Linked DNA regions of Homo sapiens: regions 2 and 3 are each linked to region 1. The links are chromatin contacts, found by Hi-C or POLR2A ChIA-PET in ENCODE. All regions are on one chromosome and are shown on one strand. The core of a region is the stretch at or near the end of the contact, and the rest is flanking DNA. Distances in the headings are between cores, read along the strand shown.

Region 1 (3,049 bases), core at 72-2,571:
TCTGGTCTTTGAGCTGGGTCATCAGCTTCACTCTCTGGTCTTTGAGCTGGGTCATCAGCTTCACTCTCTGGTCTTTGAGCTGGGTCATCAGCTTCACTCTCTGGTCTTTGAGCTGGGTCATCAGCTTCACTCTCTGGTCTTTGAGCTGGGTCATCAGTCCTTTGCCTTTGGAATTGGACTTGAACTGGAACTTACATTATTGCCTCTCCTGGTCTCAGGTCTTTGGCCTCAAGACTGGAACAATACCATCAGCTTTCTTGTGTGTCCAGCTTGCCAACAGCAGATCTGGGGACTTCTCAGCCTCCATTATCATGTGAGTTGCTTCTTCATCATATATGATATATCCTGTTGCTTCTGGTTCTCGGAGAACCCTAACTGATACAAATTTTGGCTGAGATTTTTGATGGGATGGTCCGCAGGGCCTCATGGCTCACAGGCTGCTTTATAGATGAATAGCTACAAAGGAAATCTCGAATCCTTCACATTAATTACCTGCCCTGGGATACAGACACTATCTGTCTCCTCATGGAGTCAGAGTTCTTGGTTCTCAGAAACATATAATTTGTATATTCATTAAAAACACTATTTATACATTCTGATGGGAAAAAGTCCAAATAATAGAAACACTGACAGTAATTACACTTAGTTTTGGAGCTAATTTTATTGAAAAATTGTCCTTAAATTGTTTCTTGACTTTGCCCTTAATCATGACGTGTTAAACACTCACAGGAAATCAGCATATGGCTCTTTAATGAACCAGCAGTGCATGACCAAGAAGTGTGGAGGTTGGTGTTTATTTTGAGATCAAAGGGAGAAAAATGAAGCCCAGAGGTATTTGTTTTCAGAAAAAAAAATCACACTCTTGTGTGTGAGGGTGACGGGAATCTTCTTAATTTAAGTTTTCTCCTGACTGTCCTATTTACTCCCACCACTAATCTGAATCTATAAATAGGGTTTAAATATTGCCCCTCTGGCTGTTTACTACACAGTCAATTATTTACTTTTAATTAAGAGATTTCCAAAGAGCATCCTTCCATTTCACCCTTGCAGCCAAACAACAGAGGGTGTGGCCTTTCCACAAAGAATGACTTTCTGTAACTCACATCCAAGAAAAGACACTGAAACAGGAAGAGACTAAGGAGCAGCTCCTCTCTGACTTGAAGGAAAGTCAGGCTTAATGATGATAATTTTTTCCCCCAGAACTTAAAAAAAAGCTGTATGCTCACTACGTGATGCAGGATGAGGCCCGAATCTGGCACAATTCCTGGTCCCAGGTCTGTTCCGTTCGATCCTTGGTTGCTTCCTGCTTGCCTCCGTCCTTCACCTCCCCAAGAGTTCGGCAAAACCCTGGTTGTCGAAATGCTGTAGTGTGGATAACACGCCATCTAGTGGTTAACAGGACAATTGCAAAAATAGCTTCACAGGTCATATGTCAAACTATTCCAAAATTGGGCTTCAGACCTCAGTTATCTATGCCACTGGTCCTCAGGGTTTGCTTCACATGAAAATCACCTGAGGAGCCTTTAAAAATCTGATGTCCAGGCCGTACCCCATCACAATTAAATCAGAATCTCTGGATGTAGGGCCCAGACATCAGCGTTTTTAAAAATCCCCAGGTGATTCCAAAGGGCAGCCAAGCTTGAGAACTGGTGACCTTTGCAACCAAAACAATGGATTAAAAGGTAGAAACACTTTATGCAGTGATTATAAATCACATGTATCATAAAAAACATTTCCTGTATAAAGCATATATAGAGGTTGCTTTTTTCCTTCTTCTTCATACTTGGATTTTATTGATTTTGTTTAGACAGGGTCTCACTCTGTCCCCCAGGCTGGAGTGCAGTGGTGAGATCTCGGCTCACTGCAACCTCTGCTTCCTGGGTCCAAGCGATTCTTGTGCCTCAGCCTCCCGAGTAACTGGGACTACAGGCGTGTGCCACCACGCTCGGCTAATTTTTGTATTTTTAGTACAGATGGGGTTTTGCCATGTTGGCCAGGCTGTCTTGAACTCCTGACCTCAAGTGATCCACCTACCTCAGCCTCCCAAAGTATTGGGATTACAGGCATGAGCCACCATGCCTGGCTTACAGTAGTACTTTAACATTGCTTTTTCAACTTAATATGTTATGGATATCTCATATAGTCAATACGCTAGATCTAACTCATTTTCTTTTTAAAAAACTTTTATTTTAGGTTCAGGGGTATATGCGCAGGTTTGTTATATAGGTAAACTCATGTTATGGAGGTTTGACGTACAGACTATTTTGTCACCCCAGTATGAAGCGTAGTTCCCAATAGTTATTTTTTTCTGATCTTCTTCCTCCTTCCTCCCTCCACCCTTAGGTGGTCCTCAGTGTCTGTTCTCTTTTTTGTGTCCATGTCTTCTCATCGTTGGACTCCCACTTATAAGTGAGAACATGCAGTATTTGGTTTTCTATTCCTGTGTTAGTTTGCTAAGGATAATGGCCTCCAGCTCCATCCATGTTTCTGCAAATGGCATGATCTTGTTCTTTTTTATGGCTGTATGGTATTTCATGGTGTATATGTACCATATCTTCTTTATAAAGTCTACTATTGATGGGCATTTAGGTTGATTCCATGTTTTTGCTATTGTGAATAGTGCTTCAGTGAACATAATGTGCATGTATCTTTATAATAGAATGATTTATATTCCTTTGGGTATATACCCAGTAATGGGATTGCTGGGTCGAATGGTGGTTCTGTTTTTAGCTCTTTTGGGAATCGCCACTCTGCTTTTCACAATGGTTGAACCAATTTACACTCCCATCAACAGTGTATAAGCATTCCCTTTTCTCCACAACCTCACCAGCATCTGTTATTTTTTCACTTTTTAATAGTAGCCATTCTGACTGGTGTGAGATGGTATCTCACTGCAGTTTTTATTTGCATTTCTCAAATGATCAGTGATCTTGAGCTTTTTTTCTTACGCTTGTTGGCCACATATGTCTTCTTTTGAAAAGTGTCTATTCATGTTCTTTGCCCACTCTTTAATTAGGTTGTTTTCTCCTTATAGATGCTGAATATTAGA
Region 2 (3,055 bases), core at 354-2,853, 270 kb before region 1:
GGATGACTCCCAGCCCCCATCCCCGTGGCTAGCAGCAAGCAGGGACTCTGAAACACTGCAAGCCAATGGACTGAGCATCTTACTTTTGCTGTCCGTGTTTTGGTGTTTTGTAAACCCATCTGGTAATGACCCTGATGCCCCATGTCCCAGCAAGGGCATAGGTACCTGCCATTGTGCACCAAAGTCCCTTTCCTCATGGCCCTGGCTGTTCTCCTGCATGGGGTCATGTGTGTCCCGTTACCAAGTTGTGGCCCCTTTTCAACCTTGAGTGCCACATCTGGGCTGTTGTAGGCATGGGTAGTACAAGCTGGGTTTGTTACTCTAAAAATGAAAGGGAGGATCAGTTGTTAATACCTTCCTGTAGGTGCGAGAGGGAATGAGTTGAGGATTCGATCACTGTTTATAGCCAGTCTCGGATCCTGATTGTGAAGTCATTCTTTCTGGATAATAACTACTATATCCAGCATCTTGAGAGTATAAAATAAAGGCACATGTTGTACGTCATCTCTGAGATGTAGCGATGGCTTGGACTTTGGAGGCTGATGAGAGAAAACTCATGGTGGTGAGCTGGAGCAGGGTGTGGCTGGCGGATTCTGAAGGTGCTAGCCCTAGTTTTACAGCTGACCAGGGAAGGTCATTGAACCCTACAGTCTTGGCCCTGAGAGAACCTTGGAGGACTTAAGGATGGAGAAAGGTGACAAAAGAGATGCAAGCCAACAGCAATTTTGTGGAACAAAGTGTGTACAGGATTTGAACTTAACTCTGCGAAAGACAGGGGTTGCTTGTATGCACGAATTCACATCTGAAGAATGCATCTGATTGTGGCTGCAATTTCTGTGGACGTGCAAACATCTACCTGTGCATTTTATTTGTCTAGCATCATTGAAAGAGTTTTTTGCTTGAGTTGATTTCCCAGGTAATTGAAGCTTACTTCTCAAAGCACAAGATATTTTTTCTCATATATTAGCGGTCTTAAGTGAGTGAGACCCCTAAGAATTCTTAATTCCTTTATCTTACTTTTCCTACAGGAAACTTATTATGTTTTCCTAGATAGGAATTGTGCTACCAAAAATGAAAAGTAAACGTAATATGTAATGTTCTACTGGTAATTGTTTCCATTTTAGGTTGACACCGAACTAATGATATTTAAATTGTAGCTGACTTGAAACACAGTGAAAAAATGGTTTCCTGCTGTTTTTTTAAAGCTGGATTCAGTAACATGAAGGTAATTAAAAATGTACAGATCTCAGTAATAGACAGTCATATGTTGCTTAATGACAGGGATATGTTCTGAGAAATGCATTGTTAGGTAATTGGATTTTATCATTATGCCAGCATCATACAGCGTACTTTCACAAACTTAGTTGATACAGCCTACTACACACCTAGGGTCCATGGTATAGCCTGTTGCTCGTAGGCTGCAAACCCGTGGAGCATGTTGCTGTTCTGAACGCTGTAGGCAATGGTAACACAGTGGTAAGTATTTCTGAATCTAAGCATAGATAAGGTGCAGTAAAAAATATAGTGTAAAAGATAAAAAAATGGTACACCTGTATAGGGCACTTACTAGGAGTCAGGCTTGCAGGACCAGAAGTTGCTCTGGGTGAGTCAGTGAGTCAGTGGTGAGTAATTGTGAAGGCCTGGATAAATACTGTACACTTAGGCTACACTTAGTGAATATTACATTTTATTTATTTATTTATTTATTTATGAGATAGGGTCTTGCTCTGTCCCCCAGGCTGGAGTGCAGTGGTGCAATCACAGCTCACTGCAGCCTCGACCGCCAAGGCTCAAGCGATCCTCTTACCTCAGCCTCCTGAGTAGCCGGGACTAGACGCACACACCACCATGGCTGACTAATTTTTGTGTTTGTAGTAGGGATGAGGTTTCACCATGTTGCCCAGGCTGATCTCAAACTCCTGACCTTAAGTGATCCACCCGCCTCGGCCTCCCAAAGCACTGGGATTACAGGCATGAGCCACGGCGCCTGGCCACAGTTAACTTTTTTAATAAGTAGAAGGTGTACACTCTTAAATAACTATAAAAAGTATAGTAAATACATAAACCAATAACATAGTCACTTATTATCATTATCACATATTATGTACTGTGCACTGTTGTACGTGCTGTACTTTTATACAGCTGGCAGCACGGGTTTGTTTGCACCAGCATCCCCACAAACATATGAGGAACATGTACATCTTACCACGGTTGCAATGTCACTAGGCAATAGGAATTTTCTAGCTATATTCTATCCTTACAGGACCACTATCGTATATGCACTTCATCTTTGAAACGCTGTTAGCTGCCTCATGACTGTATTTCTATTCCTCAGTCATGGGCTCACCATGCAGTACACATGTGTGGTCACTGGAGGGAATGGAAGAACACTGAGGAAATGCATAGCCTGTTTCATATATTTATTACACTATTATTTATTTAGAGGAATGTTAAGAAATCTTGCTTTTATGTAGTTTTAGAATGCCATGAAATATCTAGTTGGGGCATTATCTGCCATTTTGCAAGGTAATCTTCCACTTCTGAATAACGTTACAAGTAACCCGCGTTTGGAGGACTGATTTGGGACTAAGGCAAGGAATTTAGGAGGCACAAGTAGAGGGGAAGAAATAAACACATGACTTTTGTTTTTGTTTTTGTTTTTGTTTTTTGAAAGAAGGACAGTGGTTTGCTTGTTGATTCTGCTTTGAGAGGATGGGGATGCACTCCAGAGAAAGTGAAACGGGGCTATGGGAGGAAGAGAGCAGCGCACACACAGCACCTGCATTTGATTGTGAATGCGATTGTGACTCCTTAGGCAGGAAGGAGAGTGCTAAGACCGTCATCATGGACACTCAGAAAATACCTGCTAATCCGTTTACTGGAAGATACAGGGAGCTGCAGATAATTATTGTTTTTTAAGATGGAGTTTCGCTGGAGTGCAATTGTGCAATCTCGGCTCACTGCAACCTCCACATCCCCAGTTCAAGCAATTCTGCCTCAGCCTCCCGAGTAGCTGGAACTGCAGGCGTGCACCACCACGCCTGGCTAATTTTTT
Region 3 (2,715 bases), core at 133-2,632, 410 kb before region 1:
GCTTGTCTGGCTTCCAGAGGAGCTTTCTCTGTCCCGCCCGGGGGAGTGGCTCACCTTGGTCTGAGACCAATGGGAGGAAGCCTGCTGCGGGCAACTGGTCTGTGCCTGGAAGTTGGACTTGCATTTTCTCTGGACCTCCAAAGCAAACCCGAATGACCACTCTCATCCTCCCCTTTTGCTTGTTTGTGTATGTGCTTGTTTTGCCTGGTCGTCAGGCAGGAGGTGGTGTCAGATGATGAGAGGTGTTGCTCGTCCCTGGGTTGGTTCTCTTACGGGGCTGTATGGATGTCTTAGCTCAGACTGCTGTGACAGGTTACTATAGACTGAGGGCTAAAACCACAGACTTATGTTTCTCACAGTTCTGGAGGCTGGAAGTCTGAGATCAAGGTGCCGACCAAATTTGGTTTCTGTTAAGGGTCCATTTCTTGGCTTGCAGATGACAAATGTCATGTGTCCTCACAGGGTGGAGAGAGCAAGGGGCTCTGGTCTCTTCCTCTTTATGTAAGGGCATTGTTGCCATTATGGGGGCTCTACCCTCAGGACCTCATCTAAACCTGATTACCTCCCTAAGGCCCCACCTTCAGATACCACTGAAGGTATCTGGGGGTTGGGGCTTCAGTATATGAATTGGAGGGGACACAGTCATGCAGTTCAGAACAGTGGAGCAGTGTGCCATAGTGAAGGGATCTCCAGACCAGGATTCTCTATGGAAGTTCTTGGCCAGGTCTGAGAGTTGGTTACAGATCATTAAAATTTACATGGAATCCAGTACTTGAAAGTACATGTCTTCAGGATGGCGCTGAGCACATTCGCCTCTGTAACCAAATGCCTGAAATGTGTAGTGCACCTTCTGAGCACCCCAGTGCTTTCCTTAAAGTGAATGCAGTTTGAGAGGAACTCAATTATTGAGAAATTTTATATGACCCCATTTCTCTCATTTTAGGACAGATAAGTTGCTTATTTTAAACTCTGCAGGAGCTACATAGAGGAAGTTATACTCCAGGAGAGCTTAAATTTCACTCTCTGAAAACTCTGTTCCATGTAAGTACATTCCTCCTCTCTCCCCTCCTCAGTGAGCACGTACCCATCAGATGTGTGGAATTCTATTAAAAGCAGCTCCTCGTGACCCTCCAGGGTCTGTTTTGTAAAGCTGACACCAGCATCAGTGAGTTGGAAGGGGCTGCCACAGAAGACAGACTTACTGCTGCAGCCCGCTTCAGAGCCCTCAGTAGTACTTTTTCCTCTCCCAGCAAATCCAGGAGGCTGGGAAGGTGATTGTTAATTGTTTATGAGCATTAACTGTTTACCAGTCATACTTACTATTTTAAATCTGACCCTGCCATTATGTTGTTTTGTTTCTGTTCACAGCTGAGCTTTAAGCTGGGTAGAATTTCGTGATGAGTCACTCCTATGACTGTAAAATCAGTATCGATCAAGCCTTCCTGTTCATCCTGTGAGCAGTTTAGAGACAGATGAGACAGGCTTATGGTTTCCACTGGCTCGGCTCCGTGCGTGTGCGGATTGGGCTTCCTGAGAGCCTGGTTAGCCCCTTTTATCTGCTCTCTGAAACCTGCGCAAGGGTGTTTAGCATGCACCTTGAAACCTCTGCTGCCTGAAGACAGTGTGCTTAAATGAAGGGTATACAAACCCATGTGAGGTTTTCTCTTCCCTTTTCCATGAACTCCACCCCAATTACCTGTTTGAATTTTGCATGCCAGTTATTTTCAGGGAACTAGTGACCCTTTTCTTGCCACCCTGGGCTTTGAATTGAAGGCCAGTGTGCCACCTTTTCTTTGGCTTTGTTAGAACGTTGCCCTCAGGGTCATATGTGCTGGCTGCTATGAATTCTTACTGCTTGATGGACAGAGAAAGGTGAGGGTTAGATATCTGGACAGGGCATGACAGGGCGGGTCATCGAGTAGGAACATTGGGACCTTTTGCTTCCAGGCTTGAGCAGTGGGTGAGAAACACTGTCTTCCCATTAGGGCAGTGGGTGAAACACTGACTTCCCTCCATCCTCTGGGCAGCCTTGTCAGGTGGGTGTGGAAGCTGAGGTGTGTCTGCCCCAGGCTGTGCAGTCAGCCCCGTGTTCTAGCTTCCCGTGCCGAACCTGGCCCTGGAGGCTGTCTGCCTGGCAAGGGGGCTGCACAAAGCTCGGAGGGGCATTTCTGGTGCTTGGTAGATGGTAGGCCTGCCCCCAGTGCACTGATAAGAGCATGGGCTGAGAGTGCCACTTGGATTCGGCTACAGTGGGCGGCAGAGTGGGGGTGACTGGTGTTGCTTTTACTCTAGAGCAGAGGAGGCAGATGAGGTAGATCGGGGCCCCAGGGATGCTGAGCTGAGCTGGGTAGAGAGAATTTGGTTTTGTAGGATTTGGAGACAGAGACAAATTTGGAGTGTTTGGATGTTCGGGGACCTGCAGGAGGTATGTGAGGTGTGTAAAATGCAGCCCCTGTTTTAAAAAGAGCTTACATTGTCTCTTGAGAAGATAAGGTGTGCCCAGCTGTGGAATGGAACCAGATGCTTTTATGAGTGAGGATGGAGTGAGCACACTGGGAAAGAGCCCTGGAATTGGAGGAAGAGATCATTTTGCCCAGAGGGATCTTGGAGGTCTCCTGGAGGAGGGTACTTAGATGATCAGAAGGATTATACTAGACTTGATGGGGTGGTCTTGGCATCAGAACTTTAAAAATGTATTTTGGGGCTGGAAGCAAG

What was found. A loop is a pair of places that touch in the nucleus more often than their neighbours do. ChIA-PET counts read pairs that join two places held with the same protein, here RNA polymerase II (POLR2A). Pooled maps may share reads with other maps.
Region 2: a loop to region 1 is called in a map of gastrocnemius medialis, with 4 times the contacts of the local background. The contact joins two enhancer-like sites. A Hi-C loop is called at or near these places in 3 of 168 maps with a recorded cell type or tissue (gastrocnemius medialis, left colon and transverse colon) and 3 of 50 pooled maps. POLR2A ChIA-PET finds 5 or more read pairs at or near these places in 1 of 52 experiments (activated T-cell).
Region 3: a map of gastrocnemius medialis shows a loop between it and region 1 (3-fold over the local background). The contact joins two enhancer-like sites. A Hi-C loop is called at or near these places in 30 of 168 maps with a recorded cell type or tissue (A673, B cell, CD8-positive, alpha-beta T cell and 24 more), 12 of 37 single-sample maps with no recorded cell type and 16 of 50 pooled maps. POLR2A ChIA-PET finds 5 or more read pairs at or near these places in 3 of 52 experiments (AG04450, OCI-LY7 and Panc1).

Annotation. Positions count from the first base shown.
Region 1 is chr15:99,075,515-99,078,563 of GRCh38, forward strand. No RefSeq gene overlaps it. Among named protein-coding and RNA genes, the nearest start is that of SYNM, 28 kb to the right of the region's middle. Within about 2 kb of position 1,322, at least 12 of the 41 ENCODE cell types and tissues checked have a DNase peak (open chromatin) inside an H3K27ac peak, as active enhancers do.
Region 2 is chr15:98,801,813-98,804,867 of GRCh38, forward strand. The region is part of intron 2 of IGF1R (insulin like growth factor 1 receptor); the gene reads left to right. Among named protein-coding and RNA genes, the nearest start is that of MIR4714, 19 kb to the left of the region's middle. Within about 2 kb of position 1,604, at least 2 of the 41 ENCODE cell types and tissues checked have a DNase peak (open chromatin) inside an H3K27ac peak, as active enhancers do.
Region 3 is chr15:98,667,674-98,670,388 of GRCh38, forward strand. All of the region lies in intron 1 of IGF1R (insulin like growth factor 1 receptor), which reads left to right. Among named protein-coding and RNA genes, the nearest start is that of IRAIN, 18 kb to the left of the region's middle. RefSeq lists enhancers at 759-1,958, 1,609-2,334. Within about 2 kb of position 1,383, at least 6 of the 41 ENCODE cell types and tissues checked have a DNase peak (open chromatin) inside an H3K27ac peak, as active enhancers do.